Regions from separate parts of the Homo sapiens genome. Here region 2 is linked to region 1. The links are chromatin contacts, found by Hi-C or POLR2A ChIA-PET in ENCODE. All regions are on one chromosome and are shown on one strand. The core of a region is the stretch at or near the end of the contact, and the rest is flanking DNA. Distances in the headings are between cores, read along the strand shown.

What was found. Hi-C counts contacts between places; a loop is a spot of excess contacts on that map. ChIA-PET counts read pairs that join two places held with the same protein, here RNA polymerase II (POLR2A). Pooled maps may share reads with other maps.
Region 2: a loop to region 1 is called in a pooled map, with 2.6 times the contacts of the local background. The contact joins the enhancer-like site here to the promoter of MRPL38 in region 1. A Hi-C loop is called at or near these places in 2 of 50 pooled maps. POLR2A ChIA-PET finds 5 or more read pairs at or near these places in 3 of 52 experiments (AG04450, GM12878 and Panc1).

What each region holds. Positions count from the first base shown.
Region 1 is chr17:75,902,220-75,909,094 of GRCh38, forward strand. MRPL38 (mitochondrial ribosomal protein L38) reads right to left here and starts at 2,665. Exons shown (of 9, transcript NM_032478.4): 1 at 2,590-2,665; 2 at 2,321-2,500. The coding sequence starts at 2,656. RefSeq lists silencers at 2,461-2,510, 2,531-2,580, 2,591-3,070.
Region 2 is chr17:76,405,807-76,412,681 of GRCh38, forward strand. All of the region lies in intron 1 of UBE2O (ubiquitin conjugating enzyme E2 O), which reads right to left. Among named protein-coding and RNA genes, the nearest start is that of SPHK1, 25 kb to the left of the region's middle. Within about 2 kb of position 2,910, at least 3 of the 41 ENCODE cell types and tissues checked have a DNase peak (open chromatin) inside an H3K27ac peak, as active enhancers do.

The DNA.
Region 1 (6,875 bases), core at 1,415-3,914:
CAGTCTCCTGAGTAGCTGGGGCTACAAGTGTACACCATCTCATCTGGCTAATTTTTGTATTTTTTGTAGAGACAGGGTTTTGCCACATTGCCCAGGCTGGTATGAACTCTTGGGCTCAAGTGATCTGCCTGCCTCAGCCTCCCACAGTGTTGGGATTACAGTAGTGTGAGCCACTGCGCCCAGCCATGGTAGCTAATTTAAAAAATCTGAGAGATGGGATCTCATTATGTTGCTCAGGCTGGTCTCAAAACTCCTGGTCTCAAGTGATCCTCCTGCCTCAGCCTCCTAAGTAGCTGGGATTATAGGCGCAAGCCACTGCACCCAGTGAGGGGGCGGGCACATCTTCTTGGTTAAACTGCCTGTCCCTACCTAGTCCTCTCATTCTGTGCTTCAAGCTCTGCTGCTCAAGCTTTCCCTGTGATTCACAGAATTAAAACATACTGTGCAGTCTACTTCCCAGACCTGAATAGGATGTAACTGGGAAGCAAATCAGATACAACTTGAGGTTGTGTTTTTCTTTGAGACAGAATCTCACTCTCTCGCCCAGGCTGGAGTGCAGTGGCGCGATCTCGGCACACTGCAACCTCTGCCTCCCGGGTTCAAGCAATTCTCCTGTCTCAGCCTTCTGAGTAGCTGGGATTACAGGCGCCTGCCACCATGCCCGACTAATTTTTTTTGTATTTTTAGTAGAGACGGGGTTTCACCATGTTGGCTAGGCTGGAGGCTGTGTTTTTCTGATCCCCAAACCAGGTCACAGTTTTGTCTAGGTCATGGGAAACTGAAGTCAATGGTCCTTCCAATTATAGTTGAGATCACCTCCAAGCCTGTTCACAGGTGGCTATGAACACCCAGCTGTCCTAGGTAGAGTGAATGACTGATGCTAGAAGGACTTATAGAAGTGCTTCTCGGCCAGGTGCTATGGCTCACGCCTGTAATCCCAACACTTTGGGAGGCTGAGGCAGGGGGATCACTTGAGGTCAGGAGTTTCAGACCAGCTTGGGCAATATGGTGAAACCCCATCTCTACTAAAAATACAAAAATTAGCTGGGCGTGGTGGCGCATGCCTGTAGTGTCAGCTACTTTGGAGGCAGAAGCAGGAAAATCGCTTGAACCCAGGAGGCAGAGGTTGCAGTGAGTCATCGCACCACTGCACTCCAGCCTGGGCAACAGAGCGAGCCTCTGCCTTAAAACAAAACAAAACAAAATAATAATAACGAAAACATACTGAGCCCTCATCAGAGATGGCATTAGGCAAAAATGCCAATGAATTGCCTCTTTTAATCCTCACAGCAATTTTGTAGCAAAGACACAATTATTTTATTTTACAGTTGAAACAAGCTCAAGGACATTATCCGAGAGGCTGAGCTAGGATTTAAATCGGGCTATTTAGATTCCACGCTTGTGCCTTTAACCACCACAAAACTGCCTCTATAAATGCTAAAGAAAAGAAAAGAAAAGAAAAGCATATACTCCATAAATTGTAAGTTCCTTAAAGGTTGGGGTCTTTTTTTTTTTTTCTTTTTGAGACGGAGTTTCGCTCTTGTTGCCCAGGCTGGTGTGCAATGGCGCGATCTCGGCTCACCGCAACCTCTGCCTCCTGGGTTCAAGCGATTCTCCTGCCTCAGAGGCCTCCCGAGTAGCTGGGATTACAGGCATGCGACACCACGCCCAGTTAATTTTGTATTTTTAGCAGACACGGGGTTTCTCCATGTTGGTCAGGCTGGTCTCGAACTCCCGACCTCAGGTGATCCGCCCGCCTAGGCCTCCCAAAGTGCTGGGATTACAGGCGTGAGCCACCGCGCCCGGCCAGGTTGGGTTCTTTTTTGAGTCACCCTGCCCAGGCCTTTAATTTCATTCAGCAAAGTATTGCACATGTACATCCTTGCACTGTTCGGGTGCAAGGATCCAATGGAGGGCAAGACAAGCAGGATCCCTGTCAACAGGGCGCTTACAATCTGGGGAGAGGCAGCGCACAGTCAGAATGCAGTGTGGCCAGAGTTACCTACAGAGTATTTGAGGCGCACAGAACGGCATCCCAATCCGGAAAGTCAGGTGGTCAAGATTTTAGGAGCAAATATTTTAGGAGCTGGAACTCTAATAGTAGGGGGAGCGAATTTTCCAAGAATGAGGTGCAGAAGGTGTGAAAAATCCTGGGGTGATTAAGCTGCCGATAGCGCACACAGGTCTGCAGGCAGGCCCTCCCAGCGTCCCCAGCATCCACAAGGGCGCCGGCAAGGCTCGCCCAGCGCCCGGGGAAAACGCCGGCGGGTCCCGAGTTCCCCGGGCGGTGGCTGCAGCCCCTGCTCCAGTCGCCCCGCACCTGTCTTCTCCCCGAAATACTCTCGGTAGGTCCGCCACCAGTGCGGGGCCTGCGCCTCCTGCTCTGCTCGGCGCCGGTAGCGGTCGAAGCTCCGGTACTTCTCCAGCCGCTCCAGGTTGCTCAAGTCGATGTCACTGTTGGGCATCGGCCCCAGCGGGGGTGTCCGGCGGCCCAGGACGGCTGCGGGCAGAGAGAAGACGTAAGGCCGGCGCCCCACAGCTCGGGCGACAGCCCCCCCCCCCCCCCCCGCAGAGCTGCCCACCCCTCACCCGAGGTGCTGAAGCCCCGCCATCTCCGACACTCGCACAGCGCGGCTCGCCACCAGGGCGCCGCCATCTTCCCTCCGGCCTGCGACACTGCGGCCGCCACTAGGACCCGGGCACAGGTGGCCAGCGCGGTGCCTGAGCGCACCACAGCAGGCCCCGCCCCTAGGCCCGCCCCCGGGCCCGCGCTGCGGAGCAGGCCTCAGACGCCTGTCCCGGAGGCCCCTGCACCGTCTGCCTCGGGCGCAGGTGGAAGGTGGCCGCGGTCTGTAGACGCCCGGCTCCGGAAGTGCCCGTTGGACGGCGGGGCGGAGCCGAGAGCAGTCATATGCTCGCCCATGGCTGGCCACCAGGGGGCGGCACAGACCGGGGTCGGCCGCCGGGGCCCTCCTCCAACCCCTGGACGCTGCGTCCTGATTTCCCCAGGGACGCAGGCCTGGTTGGGAGAAGGGGTGCGAGCTCCGATTCCGGACTCTGCTTGGGTTTAAAACCCAGATTGAGGGCTGGGCGCGGTGGCTCACGCCGGGAATCCCAGCACTTTGGGAGGCCAAGGCGGGTGGATCACGAAGTCAGGAGATCGAGACCATCCTGGCCAACACGGTGAAAACCCGTCTCTACTCAAAATACAAAAATTAGCCGGGCGTGGCATACGCCTGTAATCCCAGCTACTCGGGAGGCTGAGGGAGGAGACTCGCTTGAACCTGGGAGGCAGAGGCGGAGGCTGCAGTGAGCCGAGATCGCGCCACTGCACTCCAGCATGGGCGACAAAAGTGAAAACTCTATTTCAATAATAATAATAATAATAAAATAATAGTAATAAAAACCCAGATTGTGGCTGGGCGCGGTGGCTCATACCTGTAATCCCAGCACTTTGGGAGGCCGAGGTGGGCGGATCATCTGAGGTAATTAGTTTGAGACCAGCCCTACGAACATGGCAAAACCCTAAAGATACAAAAATTTTTGTATCTCTACTAATGATACAAAAATTAGCCGGGCGTGGTGGCAGGCGCCTGTAATCCCAGCTACTCAGGAGGCTATGGCACAAGAATTAACTTGAACCCGGGAGGCAGAAGCTGCAGTGAGACGAGATTGCGCCACCACCTCGGTGCCAGAGTGAGACACCGTCTCAAAATGCCCCTCCCCCCCCCCAAAAAAAAACCAGATCGTGACCTTACTGTCTTCCTTGTGGTTTCCTCATTTGGGAAAAAGCAGGTTAACACTAGTGCTTACCTGACAGCTGTCAGGATGAAAAGATTACCCTCTGGAAAGCGCTCGCAGTGGTTTGTGTGTTAGCTCAACTATCTCCAACTTCTCATTATCCACACAAAGGCAGAAGTGACCTGGTTAAGTGCAGATGTGAATGTTTCTGGCAGGACTCAGGCTTGCCCTTGTGATCCAGTTCTACCATGGCAAAACTTGGTAGCCTGGGGAATCTGGGACCCTCCTTTGCCCCAGCCCTGGCCCTCCTGCCCTAAAAGGCAAGACTTTTCCATCGCACTTTGCCTCCAGGCCACGGGGCCTTTGTATACGCTGTGTCTTCTGCCTCTCACCTCCTCACTGCCCCACCTTGGCCTGGCCACCACCCAGCCCCAGGAGAGGGGTCTCTCCAGGAAGCCTGCTCTGACATCCCAGGCCAGGGCTGGTGGTGACCAGGCCAGTGGCTCTGGCACCAGCAGAAGCTTGACCCTCACAATCACTTTGAGATGGAATGAGAATGGAATGAGGGTCTCTCCATCCAGCAGGAAGTGGCCACACCTTCCACTGGTTTTCATAAACAGCAGCCAAACAGCTAAACCTTTCACAGTCATTTCTAATCCACCCAGCAGTGTGCACCTGCTACATGCTAAGTGTGGAGGGGAATACGTGGGGCAGTCACACCCAGTCCTGCTCGTAAGGAGTTGCTTATTGTGACATTCCATACTGCAGTTATGCAGTACAGGAGCATAACTGGATTGTGTGTTTACATCGTGGCTGTTTTACCTTGTCCTTTTTTTTTTTTTTTTTGAGATGGAGTTTCTGTCGCCCAGGCTGGAGTGTAGGGGCACGACCTCGACTCACTGCAACTTCCGCCTCCCAGGTTCAAGTGATTCTCCTGCCTCAGCCTCCCGAGTAGCTGGGATTACAGGCATGCACCACCACGCCTGGCTAATTTTTTGTATTTTTAGTAGAGACTTGGTTTCACCATATTGGCCAAGCTGGTCTCAAACTACTGACCTCAGGTGACCCACCCACCTCGGCCTCCCAAAGTGCTGGGATTACAGGTGTGAGCCACTGCACCCGGCCACCTTGTCCTTTTGTTTCTGAATCATTTTCTTCAGCCTCTAAACCCACCCGCTCTACCCCACGACCCTCCCAGCCCTCTCCAGATGAAGATGTATGGGGCCTTGGCAGTTGGCGTGGAAGCTGCTGGCCACCCAGGTGGCGGTGCATTCCTCCATTCTTGTCCTCTTGCTGTCCTAGAACCCTGATTGGCGCTTGCTTGGATATTAACAGTTTGAGAGAGGCTTCACGTGGATTCCCACGTGTACCAACTTGAAGCAAATAACGATGAATATCTTGAAACTAGAAGCAGTGGCTCTACCATTTTAAAAAAATATATGGGGGTCTCACTATGTTGCCCAGGCTGGTCTTGAACTCCTGGGCTCAAGCCATCCTCCCACCTTGGCCTCCTGATAGCAGCTACAGGTGTGTACCACTGCACCAGTTTTTTTTTTTTTTTTTTTTTTTTTTTTTGAGACAGAGTCTTGCTCTGTCGCCCAGGCTGGAGTGTAGTGGCCTGATCTCGGCTCACTGCAAGCTCCGCTTCCCAGGTTCATGCCATTTTCCTGCCTCAGCCTCCCAAGTAGCTGGGACTACAGGCGCCCGCCACCACGCCCGGCTAATTTTTTGTATTTTTAGTAGAGACGGGGTTTCACCGTGTTAGCCAGGATGGTCTCGATCTCCTGACCTCGTGATCCGCCCGCCTCGGCCTCCCAAAGTGCTGGGATTACAGGCGTGAGCCACTGCGCCCGGCACCTGCACCAGTATGTTTTACCCATTACATTCCACCAATATTTCTTTTTCTTTTTTTTCTTTTTTTTTTTTTTTAGACAAAATCTCACTCTGTCACCCAGGCTGAAGGGCAGTGACACAATCTCGGCTCACTGCAACCTCTCCCTCCTGGGTTCAAGCGATTCTCCTGCCTCAGCCTCCCAAGTAGCTGGGACTACAGGCCACACGCCACCACGCCCGGCTAATTTTTGTATTTTCAGTAGAGACGGGGTTTCACCACGTTGGTCAGGCTGGTCTCGAACTCCTGACCTCAGGTAATCCACCCACCTTGGCCTGCCAAAATGCTGGGATTACAGACGTGAGCCACCGCGCCCGGCCGCAATATTTCTCTCTCTAAAAGGAACTGAATGAAGCACTTGGGTTATGATCTTGTTTACAATTTTGAAGGAAAAAAAGAGCTGCAGCTACACAACACTCATTTCTGTACTCAGCCCTCTCCAGTGTCTGTGGCCTGGGAGAAGGCTGAAGGGGATAATTAGGATGCCTGCCACACCCTCATGGCGGTGACAGGAATGCTGAGTGCTTACACTGAGTAAAGTGCCATTATAACTGAGTGCCTGTGGAATGTCTCTGCTTGGCTGTCCCCCCGGCACTGTATACTCATCTGTGACACCACCCAGTCACCCAAGCCAGGAACCTGGGCGTCCTCAACACGTCTTCCTTTCTGATCCTCCATGACTGGCACTAGGCCCGAGGGCCACTTTTCTGTGGGCCCTCCCTGCCATGCCCGGTAGTCTTGCCCACAGTCCCTCCCCTGCACCATTGCCAGCTGCCTTCCCACACATCCTCTGTCCCACTCTTGCCCCCTCTGGTCCGGTCCCCACCCTGCAGACACAATGGGTTTTCTTTTGTTGTTGTTTTTTTTTTGAGACGGAGTCTTGCTCTCTCGCCTAGGCTGGAGTGCAGTGGTGCAATCTCGGCTCTCTGCAACCTGTGCCTCCCGGGTTCAAGCGATCCTCCTGCCTCAGCCTCCTAAGTAGCTGGGATTACAGGCACACACCACCATGCCCAGCTAGTTTTTTTGTATTTTTAGTAGAAACAGAGTTTCACCATGTTGGCCAGGCTGGTTTTGAACTCCTGATTTCAAGTGATCCACCCACCTTGGCCTCCCAAAGTGTTAGGACTACAGGCGTGAACCACCGTGCCTGGCCAATGGGTTTTCTAAAATACAAATATGGTTCAACCTTGTTTAAAATCTTCTAGTGAAGACCTGAAAATTTGCCCTCAGACAAATTTGCCCT
Region 2 (6,875 bases), core at 1,660-4,159, 500 kb after region 1:
CACCAGAGGCACTTGGCTTGCCGGAGGTAGCCTTCCTCACACTGAACAGTGCAGCTCAATGACAGATCACATAAGGCTGCACTTTAATGAAGGATTTAACAGCCCATTCTACAGAGAGCAAAACATTTGCTTTGCGTTCAATCTTTTTTCTGCCCTCTGCAAGTGCCTGCCCTAGCTGATCAGTGCTGAGGGAGAGTGGGCTGGGGGAGAAGCAGGACACTGGGCTGCGGTGGGTCACCCTGAAGCCTGGCTATCACCGGACACCATGTTCTAATCTGGGTTATCCTCCTGACCAGCTGCGGCCTGCACCTTATCTGCTGCGCTTGGAGCCCTGCAGGCTGCTAAGTAACCCTCAGGATGGTTGGCTCTTGGAGCCCGGCCAACTGCACGAGCACCTGATTGTCTCTTTACGCACAGCTGGCAGCGGCCACTGCCTCCTGCTGCTCCATCGCCCAAAAGCCCAGGCACGTGATGCTCCCACCAGGCCAGCCTGCGTCTTTTTTAGCTGGTTCCTCAAACCTGGGGCAGCTCCTCTATGGTTCTTCACTGGGTCATAATCATGGATGGGTCTCTGTGTGTGTCCACCTCCGAGACCCCAAACCACATGGCTGGAGAGCTGTTTCCTCAAATAGCCAACCAGACACTCCTCCGTGGTGGCCTCTCTTGACCTGGGGGCACTGAGAGGTCACCACCAAGAAAGGAGAACTGAGTCGCCGAAAAAGGAAGATACTGGCTCAAGGTCACTTAAATGCTGGCAATGACAACTAAAACAAACTCTGCTAGTAGAAGAACGTGACTCACAAAAAAAAAAAGGAAAGAAAAGCAATGAACCCCACCACCAACCAGCAGTGCAGAGAGTCCCATGGGAACTCATGAGCCCAAGTTGTTTTTTTTTTTTTTTTTTTTTTTTTGAGATGGAGTCTCGCTGTGTTGCCCAAACTGGAGTGCAATGGCGCAGTCTCGGCTCGCTGCAACCTTCGCCTCCCAGGTTCAAGCAATTCTCCCGTCTCAGCCTCCCGAGTAGGTGGGACTGCAGGCACGTGCCACCACGCCCGGCTAATTTTTGTATTTTTAGTAGAGATGGGGCTTCACCATGTTGGCCAGGCTGGTCTCGAACTCCTGACCTCGTGATCTGCCCACCTCAGCCTCCCAAAGTGCTGGGATTACAGGCGTGAGCCACTGCATCCAGGTATGAGCCTGTTTCAAATGACAACTTGCCCAGTCCTTAAACGCAGGGTTCTTGAGTCAGACACAGGAACGTCAGGCAAACCACTCCTGCCGACATGTGGAAGGAGAGATGATGGCAGCTGTCTCAGCATGGCTGAGGTGGAGTCACCAAGGCAGCGGACCGCAGGTGGCACATGGTGCACGGTACAGAGTAGGTGCTCAGCAAGGTCGGCAGCTGTGATCACTGGCCCTGTGAGCTGCAGGGTGAAGACCCCTGAAAGGTCAGGCTCTCCTTATCTCTGCTCCAAGACCCCAGGAGGCTGGAGAGGCATGCTGGCGTGACGGTGCCACTTTTCTAAATCAAAGAATATTCTGTGCCTGTAACCCTCTGTGCCCAAATCTCCACTCTGAGATACGGCATTTTTTTGTGCTGCCCCACCCTATCTTAATCCCCTGCTCCCATTTTAGACTTCAAAAAGCCACAATTGCTCCCAGAGAAGCCAGAAGCGGCAGGACAGGAGAATCCAATGCAAGGGGGGCTGCACCATGTGTGGCAGGAGGGCTGCCTCCACCACTTGGGGGTCCCTGAGAGAGCAGCCAGGAAAGGAGGAGAGAAGAACGCAGACACAGACCTAAATCAGTGCCGTCACTGATGAAACACCCTGTTCAGCCTAACAGCACCCTTGGGAGTGCAGGGGAAACCGAGGTGTCAACTCTGAGGCTGAAGCAGAAAAAAACAGCTGGTGAAAGCTGGCATCATGGCAAGGCCAGAGGCTGGCAGGGCAGGCAGTGCCCAGTGCTCCCAGGAGAGGGAGGCTGGCAGCAAATGCCATTCTTCCCGTGGGGTCTCCAGACAACAGCAGCTCCACCTCACCAGGATGCTGCCTCCAGGGGCTCTTCTGACCTTTCTATGACAAGGAGTTACATTTCTCCAAAGACCTGATGGTGCTGGGAGCAGAGTGGGAGCGACAAGGGGCTGGGGGATGGTAACATGGTGGCTACACTCCCTTCCACTGGGAATTAGAACCCAAGACAACGGCATGTGGAAGGACTTAGGATGACTTGGGAGGCTCTTGTGACTTTCCTTCCTAACTTCCTATACCCCACCCATACTGGGCACTGGCTTTCTCCAAATAAGCCCATACCCTCCCATCTGTGAGCCACTCCACTGAACAGTTACTTCCAAATGTCCTCCTCTCCCTGCCCCCGTATGCACAACCTGCTTCACAAAGCCTTTCAGTGCCCCCGTCAGGAAGGAACCGACGTGCTCCTGGCGAATGCAAGAGCTCTGGAGTTTTTCGCCTCATGCTAACCAGGTGCTTCCTACCTGGCAGACAGTTCTCCAAGCGTTTCACTGTCTTCGCCCATGAGGTGCTCCACAACCCATGAAGCACATCACTGCCATGCTCATTTTGCAGATACGCAAACTGAGACCAAGAGAAAATAAGCAACTCATTCAATGTCACAAGTAGTGGAGCTGGGACCTGAACGCAGGCAGTTTGGCTCCAGAGTCCATTCTCTTAACCAAATAAAAAGCTCATCTCTCCCCAGAGCTACAGAGACAGGGAAAGACTTCTGGCAGGTCTACACATTTAAAGACAGTGATTCTTCTGCTTATGAAAGAAAGAAAAACTCTCTTCATTTCTGAGGCAAGTGGAAGGCAGCAATGGTGGCCACTGACTGCGGATGCCTGCTAGGCACAGTTTGCCCTCCACTTCCCCTTCTACCTCCAAAGAGCAAATGACAGGTGCCAGCCGGCCTGGCAGGTGAACACTAGAGGGCACTGTGCCCACTCTGGGAAAGCACCAGATTTGTGAACAAAACTAAACCTTGGAATAAACCCAATCCCTACTGTTAAGGGGTGCCCTGCTTGTAGTTTAAAAAAAAATTGTTACTAGGAGGGGATCTGGGGTCGGGGGTGAAGAGATTTCAACTGTCCTCATGGGCTCTGAAATTCTAAACAACCTCAGAGTTGGTGAGCTATTTATTGTCTAACATTTCTTTTTTTTTTTTGAGATGGAGTCTCACTCTCTGGCCCAGGCTGGAGTGCAGTGGCGCGATCTCGGCTCACTGCAAGCTCCGCCTCCCGGGTTCACGCCATCCTCCTGCCTCAGCCTCCTGAGTAGCTGGGACTACAGGCGCCCGCCACCACGCCCGGCTAATTTTTTGTATTTTCAGTAGAGACGGGGTTTCACCATATTAGCCACGATGCTCTCGATCTCCTAACCTCGTGATCTGCCAGCCTCGGCCTCCCAAAGTGCTGGGATTACAGGCGTGAGCCACCGCGCCCAGCCTATTGTCTATTTCTTAGAGAGTCGTAACTATCAGAGGTTTCTGAACAGAAAAAGGACAAGACAAGATGCCAAAATGCTAACAGTGTCTCTAAGCCAGAAGGGGTGGTGGCTGGTTTAAAATGAACACACACTACTTTTTTTTTTTTTGAGACAGAGTCTCGCTTTGTCGCCCAGGTTGGAGTGCAGTGGCACGACCTCAGCTCACTGCAACCTCCGCCTCTGGGGTTCAAGTGATTCTCCTGCCTCAGCCTCCTGAGTAGTGGGATTACAGGCATGCACAACCATGCCCGGCTAATTTTTGTATTTCTAGTAGAGATGGAGTTTCACCATGTTGGTCAGGCTGGTCTCCAACTCCTGACCCCATGACCTGCCCTCCTCAGCCTCCCAAAGTGCTGGGATTACAGGCGTGAGCCACCGCCCCTGGCAAACACACACCACTTTGCACACATGTGACTCAACAGTGGGGCTGCCCAGTGGAACCCAGGACCGACATCCTCTGTGCCTCCTCTGGAAACAGGAGCAGCAAACAACACAGTTGCCCTCCGAGGAGAGGGATTCTGGCACATGCTAAGCGCCCATTCTCCTGCAGGGGGGATGCAGACAGACAGACGCAGAGAAGGTGGTACCAAGTGCCATGAAGAAAAACTAGGCCACATGGGGGCCAGCAGAGGGAGAGCACAGTGAAGAATTTTAAATGTGTGGTCAGGAAAGGCCCCTCCGAGGTGATGCTGAACCAGAGATCGGGATGAGATGGGGAATGAGCTTACCAAGCAGGGAGGAGTAGCTGTCAAGGTGCTGGGTGGGGTGACTGGCACAGGCCGGCAAGGCTTCAAGAAGGCAGAAGGCATGGTGCTGTTATTCAGGCCTTAGAGAGCCACAGGGAGGGCTTGAGATTCTATCCTGAGCAAGATGGAAGCCCCTGAAGGCCTCCACTCAGAGCCCTGCCTGATGGTGATATCCAAAACATTACCTGATTTTTGGGCAGGGAACGTGCTGAGAGAGGGAGCACGGAGGCTGGTTAGCCCAGTGGTTCTCACCTAGGGGTAATTTTGCTCCTCAAAGGACATTTGGCAATGTCTGGAGACACTTTCGGTGGTCATAAAGGGTGGTGGGGGTTCTGGTATCTAGTGGGCAGAGGCCAGAATGCTGAGCATCTAACAACGCACAGGACATCCCTCAACGAAGAATGGCGTGGCCAACGCACCCGCAGTGCCACAGCTGAGAAGCCCTGAAGGTGCTCTGGAGACGCAGGTGCTGAGACCCGAACAATGGCAGAGAAGGTGGGTCTGCGGACCAGCCTCTGGATACATCAAGTAGGAAAGCAATCAAATGGTAAGTGAGGGGTCAGGGACAATGCCAGGGCAGAGGGCAACGTGGCAGGAGGCTGGGCACTTCTGTTGTGCCCCATTTGAGCTCCCCGAAGCTATGCTGGGGGCCACTCAGAGCAGGCATTCAGGAGCCGGGGAAGCTCACCGGGGGCCTCTCCTGCCAGGAGCACTCTCCCTCCACGGCTGCCTGACTCCCAAGGCACATGCTGCTTCTCTGAGCTGCAGTCTTGAGGCTGACCCCCAATAACACAGCAAAAGCAACTAGCTCGTCCTGCAGCTCCTGGTCCAGACTCTCATTCATAACACTGACCTTGACTGACCAGGTGGAATCCAAATTCACTGTATAAAGTGATCCAGGAATAGAAAACACAAACTGAGGCTGATCAACATGTTGAAAATACAAAGACGCTAAATAAAGAAGCTACTTTTTTTTGGTGTGGTGGGGGAGGGGGTGGGTGGGAAGAACAGAGTTTCACTCTGTCGCCCAGGCTGGAGTGCAATCATGGCTCCATCTTCCAGGTAATACTCCCACCTGTCTCCTGAATAGCTGGGACTACAGGCGTACGCCACCATGCTTGGCTAATTTTTGTAATTTTTTGTAGAGAAAGGGTTTTGCCATGTTACCCAGGCTGGTCTCAAATTCCTGGGCTGAAGCAATCCTCCTGCCACCAAAGTGTTGGGATTACAGGTGTGAGCCGCTCCACCTGGCCAAGAAGCTACTTTCAAGTGATTTTGATTGTCATGTCCCTGTAGGAGCGGATGGCTCCTAAAGGCTGGGCTGCTCCTGGAGGCCATGCCCTTGCCCCAAGGGAAAAGGCGGCTTTGTGCCTGGCCACTAGCACCAGCATTTGAACACTAAATGGGCTCCCAGTTCAAAAAGGGGAGCTGGAAGAAGTCCAAAAGCAGGGGCCTGCATGGAGCCTAAGCACTTACAGCTCAAGGCTGGAAGCCACCAGCCATGCCACAGTCATCTCCAGGTGTCAGACACCAGGGAAGGCCAAACAGGACGAGACATGGGTGCTCTCTTTTAATCCCGGGGTAAAAGGCAACCCCACCGCTTCTGGAGGTTAGTGATGTAATCAATACCAGATTTTTTCTTTTTTTTCTTGAGACAGGGTCTCACTCTGCCACCCAGGTTGGAGGGCAGTGGCGCAAGCAGGGTTCACTGCAGCCTCAACCACCTGGGCTCAAGTAATCCTTCTGCCTCAGCCTCCTGAGTAGCTGGGACTACAGGCACATGCCACCACCCGGCTAATTTTATTTTTTTTGTAGAGACTGGGTTTTACCATGTTGCCCAGGCTGTTCTTGAACTCCTGAGCTCAAGTGATCCTCTTGCCTCAGCCTCCCAAAGTGCTGGGATTACAGGCGTGAGCCACTGTGCCTGGCCCCAATACTAGGTTTTCAGCTCACAGCTTGCAGTAGTCTCAAACAGAAAAGGTCCAGCATCATGCCAAGTGCCCGCTGAGGCTTCACAGACAGCCTGGGACCTCAAGGACAAGCGGACGACCAGCCCCACACTAGGTCCCTGGTGAGTGTGTAGACAACAGGTCAGCTTGCAATGGCTCCTGGATTTGTGTTCAAAGAGTGAGGCTTTCCCTTTGTAGGACTAAGCCAGACCCTAGACCTCTGAAGGTCCAGCAGCCACACACAGGACTGAAGCTGTTGACCTAGGCCAGGACTCAAAGACCAGATTCCTAAAAGGAAGATGAGGTTAGACCAGCACTGGAAACTTCTAAATTCCAACTTGATACTTCCCAAAGAGTAAAAACAATCTGAGAAACGCCACTCCTCCACCCCCTCCCTGACCCCCCATCTCTTATTGTCTGAGCTGGGTCTGAGTCCTAGGTGTATAGAAAAAGAGTGAACTTGACAGTGGCCAACTGGGGGTGTGGGAGAGACAGAGCTTCCAATTGTGCTGGGGACCTCAGGGGCTCCTAACCAGCCTCTCTCCCTCCCCTCCTGTCTCAGCTGAGGCCTCTCTGGCTCTTTGGTTGTCCCTGAGCTTGAAGGGTCTAGCTCCACGCTGCCATGTGCCCACTCCACTGCCAGCACAGGTGTGGCGCCACTATAGTTCAAGACAGGGGTC